Regions from separate parts of the Homo sapiens genome. Here region 1 is linked to region 2. Evidence: read pairs that join two places in POLR2A ChIA-PET (ENCODE). Cell type or tissue: OCI-LY7. All regions are shown on one strand.

The links. Peaks named below come from ENCODE experiments on the same cell type or tissue, not always from the same donor. Only the 100,000 strongest peaks of a DNase experiment are listed, where the experiment ranks them.
Region 1: POLR2A ChIA-PET joins it to region 2 with 9 read pairs; 2 of 35 experiments call an interaction of 5 or more read pairs at or near these places.

Annotation. Positions count from the first base shown.
Region 1 is chr6:87,849,421-87,853,420 of GRCh38, reverse strand. The region is part of intron 2 of LOC101928911 (a long non-coding RNA gene); the gene reads right to left. Among named protein-coding and RNA genes, the nearest start is that of AKIRIN2, 150 kb to the right of the region's middle. In OCI-LY7, no CTCF peak of the experiment used is centred here; no DNase peak of the experiment used is centred here.
Region 2 is chr6:88,143,184-88,147,183 of GRCh38, reverse strand. CNR1 (cannabinoid receptor 1) reads left to right here. Exons shown (of 2, transcript NM_016083.6): 2 at 1,847-4,000. The coding sequence starts at 1,910. The coding sequence ends at 3,328. Among named protein-coding and RNA genes, the nearest start is that of CNR1, 21 kb to the left of the region's middle. In OCI-LY7, no CTCF peak of the experiment used is centred here; no DNase peak of the experiment used is centred here; H3K4me3 peaks cover 650 bases; H3K27ac peaks cover 2,325 bases.

The DNA.
Region 1 (4,000 bases), 290 kb after region 2:
TTGCGCCACTGCACTCCAGCCTGGGCAACACAGTGCGAGACTCCGTCTCAGATAACTAAATAAACAAACAAATAAATAAAACAGTGTTTACAAAAATTAAAAAAATGACTCTGCAGTTCAAATCTTTTAAAAATCAATGTATTTTGTTTCTCATTTGAAACCACCTGTTTCAGAATCTCAAAAGTGGTGCCCCCAAACTTATTCCTCAGACGGGCTCACACAGGTGCACAAAAATGTTTAGACAAGGACATTTCTTTTTTCTAAGAGGAAAAGATTAGAAAGAATCCAAATGTGCACCAATAGGAAACTAGCTAACATATTGCTTATCCATTACAACAAAATATTCTGCAATGATGAAAAAGAGTGGAATAGATCTCTATATGCTGATAAGGACATATTTCAGAGCCTAAGATGGTACCTTTGTGCAAATTGAGAAAAGGTGCCCTCTTACAGGCAGGCCCAGGCCCTGCCAGAGAACACAGTTTACTGAATTTCAGCTTCCATTCTCCCCTCAACCAAGTGCCTGTGCACAACTACATATGACAACTCTGCTAAGACCTATTAAAGGGGAAGAAGGGAGGTGGGTATAATTTGATACCACGTGTGTGTTTCAAAGACCATACACAAAAATATTAAATATATACTTTTATCTTTAAAATATTTCTGGAAGAACACTCAAGAAGCTGGTAACAATGGTTGTCTCTGGGGAGAGAAATTGAGGGTTGTGTGGGAGATGACTTTTCACTGTATTCTCTTTTGTACATTTTTTACCATGTGCATGTAACTTTCTCAATTAAAAAAAAAAAAAAAAGGAAAGTTCTTTTATTTTCTAATGGCATACCCAGAGACTGTTGTTAAGGCCAAGGGCCATGGCTACTGCTGCTATGCAACCTGTCCTACCACACACCTGGACCTCTCAGCAGCCAATATGCGGTGTCCTGGCCCAGTTCAGCCCACGTGGCTTCCATTTATCTATGTGAAGTACAGATTTTCTAAAGCATATTTTGTTGATGGAACATACTTTGCTTTTATACATTTTTCAACAATGACAACACATCTCCAAATTATTTTCACTAGGCGCTTTTCCTTTTAGCCCAGTACCCACCCTGATGCAAACCAGCCATGAATTCTTGTTTTACTTCTGCCAACCACAGTGGGAAAATAACACACCTACTCCAATGTGTGCAGCAGTCACTGAAAATTGCTGCAATGGCAGGTTCCTAGCTAACATCTGTAGACTGTGTTTCTAGCATCTTGCTTCTGGCACAGGATAAACCACTCTGAAAAGTGTTAAGCAATAAAAGTCAAAGGTTCCCAGATCCGCGATTAAGAAGTGCCCTTGATATGGTCCATTTGCTAGCAGCGTCATCCTAGGCAAATTCCATGCACACTGTATGTCTCATAGAAAATTGGTAATACTGTAATAATCATACTTCCCTCAGAGGATTAGTGTGATGGTTTAATGAAACAATGCATGTGTCTCACATAATAACCACCCAATAAATGGTTTGCTCTTGTGGCTTTTGTGGCAAGGTGGTTGTTATATGATTGGAGAGATGAGACTGAAACAATTACATGATAGGTAACAACATCTATTATCATCTGAACAATCTACACTTACCAAATGTGATCTCATATGGTACATTATCTTCAGTAAGTACAACAATATTTGTCCTTTGAGCTTTAACGTAAGGTACTTTGAAATATAATGCCATGTCCTTTATGTTGGTGCTTGGTTATGGTTTTTGCTTAATTATAAAAGCCACCCATATTAAAGTTTGGTGGAAGGTAAAAAGTACACAAAAAGAAAAGATCATCATTTCCAATCCCACTCCAGAAAACCACTATTAACATTTTAGCATATTTCCTTCTAGTCTTTTTTCCATGCATTTTAATAATTGAGATCATATGATATATATACTTTTCTACCCTTTTTCCTGTTTAGCATTTTATCCTAAATATTTCTCCATATTATTAAAAACTCCATCAATATTATCATTTTAATAGGTGGTTAGCATTCCATTGCATTTATTTATTTAACAAATATTTATTGAAAACCTATTATGTGTTAGATACTCTCTTTGATGCTAGAGCTACTATAGTGAATAAAACAGACAAGCTCTCTCTTCCCATGAAGTTTCTGTGTAGTGTTAATGGTTGTGGTACAAGTTAGAGTAAATTAAGGAGAAAATAGGAGGTAGAAAAGTGGAGGCAGTGCTTATGGACAGTGTTTTCAAGAAGGTTAGCTGTAAAGCAGCCGTAGCTGGAGGAAAAGGAATGGTCAATGCTGTACCTAATTTTACTCAATTATTGCACTGGGGAGATACAAACGTGTATTTTAGATGATCTCTTGGGCATTTTGGTAACATTTAAAATTGAGTTTTTAATAAAAGTTGCTAGTGTCATTCCTAAGCTCGTTTTGGTGAGTCTATTGCGATTTTCATGTAGTAGCTGCAATAATGTCGTGGTCTTTAATGCTGTATAAGCAGAGAAATGAGCTTAAGGGCCATAGCCACTGATACTAAGTCCTAATGCAGGATTCTCCTCTGGCTATCATGTTATCACCTCACAATAACCATTCATCTCACCATGGGGAAGAATTTGATAGAAACCCTCTCTACCTTGGATCTCATCCAACTATTTTTGGTGTGTTCGTGTGTTTTTTAAGGCAGGGGAGAAGGAGTATTGTTCTTATAGATTTTTGTACTAGAAATGTTTTCTGTTTCCTTCTCATACCCTCTTCTATGAGAAACAACCTGCTCACAGCCCTGTTAAGGAATGGTGGCCATGTTCTGAGCACATGGCCCTACCATTCCCCCACCCCAAAACACACATACGCCCACTGACCACACTTGACTGAACCTAGTGTAGACGCTGACACAACAGCAGTAATCAAGGACCTATGAACCTGAATGGCTTGACTTGAAAATTCGATTCCTCTCTTAATTGGAGTTGAAGTGACAGGGGCAAATGGCAGTGACAGTAGAAACTGAAGTAGAGTCAGAATCAAAGAGGCCTTAGTCATGGAAAGCCACAGTAAGTTGGAATTCTGGAAGGCTGGGAACTTTGACTAAACAGGATCAGCTTACCTAGTAGAGAAGAAGCACAGAGAGATGTTTATATTGAAGTAGAGACACTGGAAGATTAATTCTCAAGCTTCCAAACTCCCCAAATGAGGCAACTAAAATGTTAGCTAATATTTTAAAAAATGATTTAAATGCATCAATGAGCTGGCATAAAGTAAAGGACTCTATAGTTGCCAAAATATGATCAGATCAGGAACCCTGGCTGGTAAGTGAACATCAAAGCTAGCTTTCATCCTGAAAGTTTCTGCCAATCCCTGGAGGATCTGAGCTTCTGCTTTGAGGGGTTGCACAGAGATATAGGGACCCACCCAAGATGGGTAATCTAAATGATGACCTCCCACATAACATTGAAACCCAGAAGTCTACACCTGTAGTGCTTAAGTGAATGAAAAAGAGACCCTGATCTACAGAAGGTAGCAGCAAGGAATTATGTCTCTCTTGATCTCAGTGCTGAACGAAGGGTTAAACCATCTCCTGTGTGTATTCAGAACCACAAGCTAGTCCTCACATGGCTTGCAATCCAAATGCTATCGGTGTAGTCTGAAATACCTTAAGCACGGAATATAATTCCTAGAGTGCCCGGGTTGGTAGTCTCAACTTCAATCTAGGTCTCAAAGGATTCCACAGATAAAGTTCCGAAAGAATAAGCAGCTCTCAGGCAAAAATCACAAAAAAGAAAAACCCACAGAGAGACACCATGAGAGAAAAAAAACCCATGTAACGCTTGAAAAAGAATCTTCTTCACCCTGCAGTCCCTGTCCTTGGACAGCCATGAGATTCATTTTAATGATGCAATAAAGTCTTCCCTTATTTGATAAATTTTACAGAAATTTTGTTCTTAAAAAAAAGTCACAACTCCCTTGTTATCAACTTTTGTTTCTAAACAGTGGCTGAGAGCATGGATCTTAACAGCA
Region 2 (4,000 bases):
TGCCACCATGCCCAGCTAATTTTTTTAAAATTTTTTTAAATTTCTTTTTATTTTTAGTAGAGACGGGGTTTCACCATGTTGGCCAGGATGGTCTCAGTCTCTTGACTTCGTGATATGCCCACCTCAGCCTCCCAAAGTGCTGGGATTACAGGCATGAACTACTGTGCCCGGCCAAGGGCAGGGACTCTTTCTTGATGCTGTCAACACTAGTGTCTAGTACCGTAGCTAGACATAATACAAGTGCATAGTGGATGCTCCATAATTTGTTAATACATGAATAAATGAATTATTAATTCAGATATTAGGGTCTCTGAATTAATAACTCATTTATTGTTAGTTCAACATTTTTAAAATTTGTTCTGAAATAGTGATTGTCTCTCCCCCAACCCCATACAGTGTGATATGTTTCAGGAACAACAAATGCCAATTAACAAGTAATATATTGTTTTAATTCTTATTTTAATTGTTATAGATATCACTCTATACTTCTAATTTTTAAAAATAAACTAAAGAAATGAATAGCCCACATTTTAAACAAAAATTTATAAATAGTAAGATCAGTTCTCTGGCTGTTTATTTTGAAACAAAACCAAATTGCTTAGCTTAGAATCGAAGAACCTTAAAGTTTGGGCCTTTCCTCTTAGCTGTTCACATGGAAATCCTTGGACACTCTCCAGCCTGTCTCCTGTCACCAGGCACACTTGTGTCACCAACCTGCTCATGAAGGGGACTATCAGGAGGCCTCCTCCATATCCCTGCTGTGAAAAAGCTCAGTCTTGGCCGGGCACAGTGGCTCACACCTGTAATCCCAGCACTTTGGGAGGCCGAGGCAGGTGGATCACCTGAGGTCAAGAGTTTGAGACCAGCCCGACCAATATGGTGAAACCCTGTCTCTACTAAAAATACAAAAATTAGCCGGGCATGGTGGTGCGCACCTGTAGTCCCAGCTACTCAAGAGGCTGAGGCAGGAGAATCACTTGAACTGGGGAGGTGGAGGCTGCAGTGAGCCCAGATCGTGCCACTGCACTCCAGCCTGGTGGCAGAGCAAGACTCTGTATCAAAAAGAAAGAAAGAAAGAAAGAAAAAAAAAACTCTGTCTTCCTATACGCCTCATTGCAAGTTTGGTCTTTGTGACATTTTTCTTGGTTGATGTGGACATCCTAGAAGTCATGTCAGCCATGGCTCCGTCCAGACCTCCCCTTCTCTGGGTGAAGAAACTTGTCTTGAGGAGCATCTCTCCCCACATGGCCTCAAGCTTCCTCAGTTCTCACTAGCTCCCTCCTCCCCCGCTACAAGTAACATACAGACCACACAACTCATCACTTGATTCTACACTGTCTTATTCTTTGGTTGTCTTTTACATTTAGTCTCATTTGTCTGACAAGGTGAAGTCTCCAAGAGTAGGGGTCATGTGACACATCAGTGCTCTCGCCGGCCCCAACCAGCACTGGGATACCATGTGTGTGTGACAGGAGAAGCCAGGTGCTAAACACTTCCTAACGTGACTATGAAATGGACATTGTCCCCAAGAAACATTTCATTTAGTTCAGTCTTCTTGGCCCTGGAGGTCCTTCCTGGATTCACACACTGACTTCAATACAGAGGGTTTAAATAATGAAAAGGTGATACATTTCTGGCATGTGCCACGCCATCCCTGAACTTTGGGGAGCTTTTCTCTGAGTGACTTACTCATTTTGTTGACTGAATCTGATGAGAACTTGACCTCCTACTGTTCAGAGACAGGAATGAGTTGCCATGACAGTACATTTGCCACATTTACAGTGTCTCTTTGTTTTTATTCTTCCTGTTTCTCACCATTCGGCTTATTTGTTTTCCCTCCTCTTAGGATTGCCCCCTGTGGGTCACTTTCTCAGTCATTTTGAGCTCAGCCTAATCAAAGACTGAGGTTATGAAGTCGATCCTAGATGGCCTTGCAGATACCACCTTCCGCACCATCACCACTGACCTCCTGTACGTGGGCTCAAATGACATTCAGTACGAAGACATCAAAGGTGACATGGCATCCAAATTAGGGTACTTCCCACAGAAATTCCCTTTAACTTCCTTTAGGGGAAGTCCCTTCCAAGAGAAGATGACTGCGGGAGACAACCCCCAGCTAGTCCCAGCAGACCAGGTGAACATTACAGAATTTTACAACAAGTCTCTCTCGTCCTTCAAGGAGAATGAGGAGAACATCCAGTGTGGGGAGAACTTCATGGACATAGAGTGTTTCATGGTCCTGAACCCCAGCCAGCAGCTGGCCATTGCAGTCCTGTCCCTCACGCTGGGCACCTTCACGGTCCTGGAGAACCTCCTGGTGCTGTGCGTCATCCTCCACTCCCGCAGCCTCCGCTGCAGGCCTTCCTACCACTTCATCGGCAGCCTGGCGGTGGCAGACCTCCTGGGGAGTGTCATTTTTGTCTACAGCTTCATTGACTTCCACGTGTTCCACCGCAAAGATAGCCGCAACGTGTTTCTGTTCAAACTGGGTGGGGTCACGGCCTCCTTCACTGCCTCCGTGGGCAGCCTGTTCCTCACAGCCATCGACAGGTACATATCCATTCACAGGCCCCTGGCCTATAAGAGGATTGTCACCAGGCCCAAGGCCGTGGTGGCGTTTTGCCTGATGTGGACCATAGCCATTGTGATCGCCGTGCTGCCTCTCCTGGGCTGGAACTGCGAGAAACTGCAATCTGTTTGCTCAGACATTTTCCCACACATTGATGAAACCTACCTGATGTTCTGGATCGGGGTCACCAGCGTACTGCTTCTGTTCATCGTGTATGCGTACATGTATATTCTCTGGAAGGCTCACAGCCACGCCGTCCGCATGATTCAGCGTGGCACCCAGAAGAGCATCATCATCCACACGTCTGAGGATGGGAAGGTACAGGTGACCCGGCCAGACCAAGCCCGCATGGACATTAGGTTAGCCAAGACCCTGGTCCTGATCCTGGTGGTGTTGATCATCTGCTGGGGCCCTCTGCTTGCAATCATGGTGTATGATGTCTTTGGGAAGATGAACAAGCTCATTAAGACGGTGTTTGCATTCTGCAGTATGCTCTGCCTGCTGAACTCCACCGTGAACCCCATCATCTATGCTCTGAGGAGTAAGGACCTGCGACACGCTTTCCGGAGCATGTTTCCCTCTTGTGAAGGCACTGCGCAGCCTCTGGATAACAGCATGGGGGACTCGGACTGCCTGCACAAACACGCAAACAATGCAGCCAGTGTTCACAGGGCCGCAGAAAGCTGCATCAAGAGCACGGTCAAGATTGCCAAGGTAACCATGTCTGTGTCCACAGACACGTCTGCCGAGGCTCTGTGAGCCTGATGCCTCCCTGGCAGCACAGGAAAAGAATTTTTTTTTTTAAGCTCAAAATCTAGAAGAGTCTATTGTCTCCTTGGTTATATTTTTTTAACTTTACCATGCTCAATGAAAAGGTGATTGTCACCATGATCACTTATCAGTTTGCTAATGTTTCCATAGTTTAGGTACTCAAACTCCATTCTCCAGGGGTTTACAGTGAAGAAAGCCTGTTGTTTAAGTGACTGAACGATCCTTCAAAGTCTCAATGAAATAGGAGGGAAACCTTTGGCTACACAATTGGAAGTCTAAGAACCCATGGAAAAATGCCATCAAATGAATAATGCCTTTGTAACCACAACTTTCACTATAATGTGAAATGTAACTGTCCGTAGTATCAGAGATGTCCATTTTTACAAGTTATAGTACTAGAGATATTTTGTAAAATGTATTATGTCCTGTGAGATGTGTATCAGTGTTTATGTGCTATTAATATTTGTTTAGTTCAGCAAAACTGAAAGGTAGACTTTTATGAGAACAATGGACAAGCAGTGGATACGTGTCAATGTGTGCACTTTTTTTCTATATTATTGCCCATGATATAACTTTAGAAATAAACCTTAATATTTCTTCAAATATCTCTATTTAATTTTGACACTGAAATAACCGTAAAGGTTTATTTTTCTGTTACCT